2 separate regions of the Homo sapiens genome follow, and region 1 is linked to region 2. A link is a contact called in ENCODE Hi-C or POLR2A ChIA-PET data. All regions are on one chromosome and are shown on one strand. Each heading gives the region's core, a stretch centred on a gene start or an enhancer-like site at or near the end of the contact. The rest is flanking DNA. Distances are from core to core; before and after follow the strand shown.

Region 1 (2,834 bases), core at 70-2,569, 450 kb after region 2:
ATTGAATTGCGTATGTCGAACTAGCCTTACATCCCAGGGATGAAGCCGCCTTGATCGTGGTAGATAAGCTTTTTGATTCACTACTGGATTCAGTTTGCCAGTATTTTATTGAGGATATTTGCATCGATGTTCATCAGGAATATTGGCCTGAAATTTTCTTTGTGTGTGTGTGTGTCTCTGCCAGATTTTGGTATCAGGATGATGCTGGCCTCATAAAATGAGTTAGAGAGGAGTCCTTCTTTTTCTTTTGCTTGGAATAGTTTCAGAAAGAATGGTATCAGCTCCTCTTTGTACCTCTAGTAGAATTTGGCTGTGAATCCGTCTGGTCCTGGGCTTTTTTTTACAACAATAACAAACTGCCATCTGCTTTTTATCACCTACTTGTAAGAAATTCTACACAATATTGATAACAGAATACTCCTCTCATAAAAAAAAAAAGTTGATTTCAATTCTATCTGAATAATTACCTGCTTCAGAGGCTGCCCTTGGCATGACTCTGTGTCATCTGTTCTCTTCGGGCCTCAGAGGAAACTGAACAGAAAGCTACTCCTGCCTATGTCCTGTTGTGTATCTAGAGGGACAATTTAGCCTCCAGCTTTACACTGCCTCCAGAGCTCAATTACATAGAAAAACCCAACCGTCCTCAGGACACTTTGCTGCCATCTGCTGGGAAATTGTGAAAAGTACACAAAAAGTGGTTGGAGCCTCAGATTTGCCTAGCGTTCCCCCTAAACACTCACATGGGACGGTACTTTGTGTGTGCATGTTATTGTATAAATGCATGTGCCCTCAACTATCAGAAAGCATATGGACCATTTAGCATTATCTAAGCTATAAAGAGTTGAGATGCAAAATTTCCTTCCATATTACTTTTTTCTGTTGTCTAGCAAGAGTGGTACCCGAAAATCACTGGAGTGGTCTTGAGGATTTTAGGTGTCTCTGTGTGCAAGTGCTGGAGGGAGGAAATAAAGAGGGTGCCAGTATATGGAAGTGTAGAGAAGCTGTATCATTTAAGAAAGTGAGACAGGAAGAGATGTAAGAGGAAGAAAAGGAAGCTCAGAAGTCCTGATGAAATTACATTACACTGTGTCGGGCTTTGTTCTAAGTGCTGGATGTATATATTTTCTCATCCTGTGATCATGGAGTATTATTATGTTTAACTATCTCCATTCTGCAAACAGAGAAGGAGATACCAAAAAGTTATAAAAGTTGCTCAATATAATGTTTGTGTGTTTGAAGAAGTAAATAGGTTTCTGGAGGGAAAGTGCTCATACATCTGTCTGGTCTGCTGGATTAGATGCCAGTGACCTCTCTGAGCCTATGCTGACCCTGAGTTTCAGATCCGTAAGGGCAGTGGCAATCTGTTGTGAAAGGGACTCATGTTAGTGCCGAGGTCAGTGGCCCTAAGCTCCAAGACCAGGCTTGCCCATGCCAGCAGCCTCTCTACTGTGGCTCTTGGGGCTGCAGCAAAAACAAATGCAGATGGGCAATAGTTATTTTCAGTGAGTGAACCTGGGGGCTTCCTTTGCTTCTGCCCTTATAAATAAAAATAAATTTTCCAAGCCAGCTGCAACTCTGCCATCAGCAGTTGCCCTGAAGACTGCAGTAGAATGTCACCAACATGTCATTGCAGGAAACTGAAACTTAGGTCTTTGTTTCCAAAGTTTGGGAAATACTCATAGTGTCTGAACATGGGGTGAGAAGGGAAAGGAAAACTGGGTTGTTTATAACTGTTGGGAAACAAAAATGTGCTGTGTTTTTATGAGGTTTCTCTTCAGTTGCTTTTCATTTGTTTGAGAGGAAATCTACTGCTTGGTTAATATAAAGTATCTATTAGGCAGAAAGTTGCCCATACCACTGTTCTGGAGGGTGTAGTTCCTCTGTACTTTATGACTTGTGCATGACATTTTGTCCTGAAAAGAGTACTCATTGTTTGAGGGGCTACAGTGAAACACAAAGAAAAGAGGAAGACAGAAGGTCAAACAAGGGGAAAATATTTATATATATATTTGGCACTCAGGGACTTTTATAAATTGCTGAGCTGTATAAAAATGGTACATTAAGTAAAAATAAAACAACTTTGAGGTTCCTAGGACACTTATATTTTCCTCTTTTTCTTTTTTTGGTATTCCTTCAGAAAGGATCAGCTTTATAAAAAGGTGAGATGATAAATGTTTCAGAATAACTTGTAATGTTTATATGCTAATCGTGAAACTTTATAAACATAGATAAAAGAGTAGAAAATGATAAAACAGATATCTACATATCTTCCCCGAGATTCAGGTGACATGATCATTTTCTGTATTTAGATACATCGTTTTCCTCCTTACAGAAATAAAATGCTGCAGGTAGCCCCAAAGCTCTCCCTGTCTCCTCCTCCCCCTGCCTCCTTCCCCAGAGGTATTCACAGTTAGGAGGGAACTTCCTCTGTCTCTAGCCTCACATTTCCTTCCAGCAGAACTTCCTATAGAGAAACACACCTGTTTATTTCCTCTCCTTAACCTGATTCTCTTCAGGGAAAGAGGAATGCTGCACAAAGTTGCAGAGTTTGGAAGGAGGGCTTGGGCTTGTGTGGTTCAGCCCCTCTGTGTTTGGAAGGAGGGCTTGGGTTTGTGTGGCTCAGCCCCTCTGTGTTTCTTCATTTGTTTGGGAGACAGTCTTCCTACTAGACAGCATCATCACCTGCTCTTCCCTTCCCTTGCTAGGGTTTGGAGGTGCCTCTTCTTACAGAGGAGGCCTGGCATGACCCAGCTCTGCCAGTGACTGGTTTGGCACATTAATTGAATTTCATTTGGCCTTGAGTTGAAGGAATTCTTTTCTTATTTTGCAAGTCA
Region 2 (2,700 bases), core at 155-2,654:
CTCCTGGACTGTGTGGACCCACCCAGCTTTCTTCCTCCCTGTTGTGTGTCAGATTATGCCTTGCACTTGGGAAAGCTCTTGTGAGACTCTCCCAAGGTGCTGTATTTTTCTACCTCATGGAGTATTCTCCCAGAAACTGCAATGTATTTTTTTAGGGGAGTATCTTTAACAAAGCAGAATGATTCTTCTAAGTTTGGCAACAAGAAGGCTTGGATCTGAGTCTTCTACCTGGCAGGATGCCAATCCTGTTTGTTGTCCGTATGTCCTGAAAACATGAGGGACTGGCAGATGTCATTTTGGTCTAAAGAGCTGACTTGTTTGAAATTCAGCCTTAAATTAAGCTCTTAGTTGTTCAGCTTGGGGGGCAACTTTGATTTTTCTCTGTGTTGTAGTCTCTCATATTTACTCAAGGAGGGACCAGGATGATACAGTCATCTGAGGTTATGCTTTGCAAAAGGCTGACGGTATGGAATATGTTTCCATGTCTGAGTCTTAGAAACTGGCTGCTCATTGTTAGAAAGTGATGCTTTGTGAGACTATTGTCTTGGGGCCAAAAATAATCAGGGATTTTAAATTGGGCAAGGGACAAGGTGCTAGAATCCTAAGCTCTGGAAATATTTCATGACACTGGTGTATTCACTCATGTGTTCCAGATGTATTCTAATTGTGTATGAAATGTATGTACACATAAGTGTGTGTGTCTCAGGAAGTAGGAAATAAAAATGGAAGCTATTATGACCTCAAAAAAAAAAAGCCAACTTTGAGCTAGGATAAAAATTGGGTAAAGGACATTTGCTTACCTGCAAATGAATCACTGTGGAAATGTGATCTTCCCATATCATCAAGAAACTTGTTTTCTGGATGAATACTGGGAGAATAAAATGAGAACTCTGGAGTGAGCTAAATTGATCCCAATTAAGTTTTTCTGCTTAGCAGACAGAAGGTATAATTTTTTGACACCCTTTCCCACCTGGTGCCTATGCTAGGCTTGTCCTGAGAACATCCCTCAGTAACTTGATATTCACATGACCTACAGGATGTCCCATCTGCAGGGCTGAGTCAGTTGGGGAACACCAGAGGCTACACAGTAGCTCTTCCTGCTACTCGGTTAATGAGCTTGGCAGGTTCTTTGTCTCACTGAATTCTTATCATGGAAACAGCAGCAGCAGCCGCTAGGAAATCTTCAAGTGTAGTGTCTGTGCTAACCCAGTGGTAAATCCCTTAGATCCCCTGCTGGTCTCTGGCAGTCTCCTTGATTTTGGGTACCATGTATATTTTCCGCTTTGACTTTAACGCTTTCTAGGATAGGGTAAGCACCCTTAATTCAGGCACTGTCCATTAGCTTCCTTTGCAAAGGCTACTTATGGCCGGTCACAATCCAGCACTCAGACAGAGCCAAGGCAATATCCTCTTGCCCATGGCTATGATGTCAGACAGTGGATGGGCTCCAGCAACAAGAGACAAAATAACTAAAGGCCTTTGCTCTCCTCTGACATTGAGGCCTGGGGCTTACAGTTTGGAATACAACATGTGAAGGTTTTTGTTGTTGTTTGTATTTTTTAGATGTAAACTTGATTATTTTATTGCTAATTTAAAAATAAAAATGACTTTGTATTGATTGTGAAACGGTTCTGGCTCTGTCTCGATGCAGAAACACAATGATCTGGTGCCACCATGTGGTGATTTTTATTCAGGTTTTAGAATGCAGTTCACACCTTTTTAAGCCATGTGCTGGATCAGATGGTTCAAAAGTGCAATTTTTGAACATGGTTTAACTCCCACAGAATGCAGTGTAACTATGTTTGTGTTTCAGATTTGAGGTGTTCCCCCCAAAAGAATTTGGTTCAGTCCTTGGGAGTATCTGGCTTTAGGAGGAAATGGGGGAGATCTGTCACGATGTTATCTAGAAGGTGGAATGACCATACCAAACATCCTTTTAATCTAACTTGAATGTCTCACCAAAAATAACATTTCTGTTGGCATTCTGGGTCCTAGAAGCCAGATCCATCTCCTTTTTCCTTCTGTTGCTCTCTTCCTTCACACCCTCTTCCATGTCCACATGCACTTATCTCCCTGCAGAATACTTTTTGCGATGATGTTTCTCATGTATTCTTTCTTTCCTTGTCTGGATGAGCAGAAGAAGATCATGATCATGATCTGCTGTATTATCCTTGCGATCATCTTAGCTTCCACCATTGGGAGCATATTTGCCTGAAAAAGGTGAGCCATCTGTGGGGAGGGTCAGACCTTCTTTCACTGACTTGAAACCTTTGTGTCTTGGGGGCACTCTAGGTGCCTTAATCTGGGTGGGATTAGGTGCTAATAATGGTTAGAGAAAACTAAAGAAAGGGATGTTTCAGAGACAGAAAAGTGAGTGAAGAATGAACTGTTAGTAGGTAGTCTGTGGGAGGAGGGGGGAGACAGAAGGTGGCAATCTGTCCTATAACCTGGTGTGGCAGAATGCTTTGTACAGGTGAAGGATAGTGATTCCTGCTAAACAGTTTGAGCCTTGGTATCTGGAAGTGACAAAAAGAACAAGAATTAGTTCTTGCATTAGGTGCATCTTGAACTTTTTGGAAGAGGGCCGGCCACACAGTAAATTCAAATTAAATTTCTTCCCTTTCAAGGTTAATGAAAGTTAACACAGCCTTGTATGTAGTCCTTTACCCCGGGTAAGAGGGATTTGGTGATCCCAGCCAC

The links. Hi-C counts contacts between places; a loop is a spot of excess contacts on that map. ChIA-PET counts read pairs that join two places held with the same protein, here RNA polymerase II (POLR2A). Pooled maps may share reads with other maps.
Region 1: a pooled map shows a loop between it and region 2 (4-fold over the local background). The contact joins two enhancer-like sites. A Hi-C loop is called at or near these places in 1 of 168 maps with a recorded cell type or tissue (adrenal gland), 1 of 37 single-sample maps with no recorded cell type and 4 of 50 pooled maps. POLR2A ChIA-PET finds 5 or more read pairs at or near these places in 2 of 52 experiments (WTC11 and activated CD4-positive, alpha-beta T cell).

Annotation. Positions count from the first base shown.
Region 1 is chr11:60,251,017-60,253,850 of GRCh38, forward strand. No RefSeq gene overlaps it. Among named protein-coding and RNA genes, the nearest start is that of MS4A4E, 9.3 kb to the left of the region's middle. Within about 2 kb of position 1,320, at least 2 of the 41 ENCODE cell types and tissues checked have a DNase peak (open chromatin) inside an H3K27ac peak, as active enhancers do.
Region 2 is chr11:59,801,081-59,803,780 of GRCh38, forward strand. STX3 (syntaxin 3) reads left to right here. Exons shown (of 11, transcript NM_004177.5): 11 at 1-2,700. Among named protein-coding and RNA genes, the nearest start is that of MRPL16, 8.3 kb to the right of the region's middle. RefSeq lists an enhancer at 1,729-1,778. Within about 2 kb of position 1,405, at least 9 of the 41 ENCODE cell types and tissues checked have a DNase peak (open chromatin) inside an H3K27ac peak, as active enhancers do.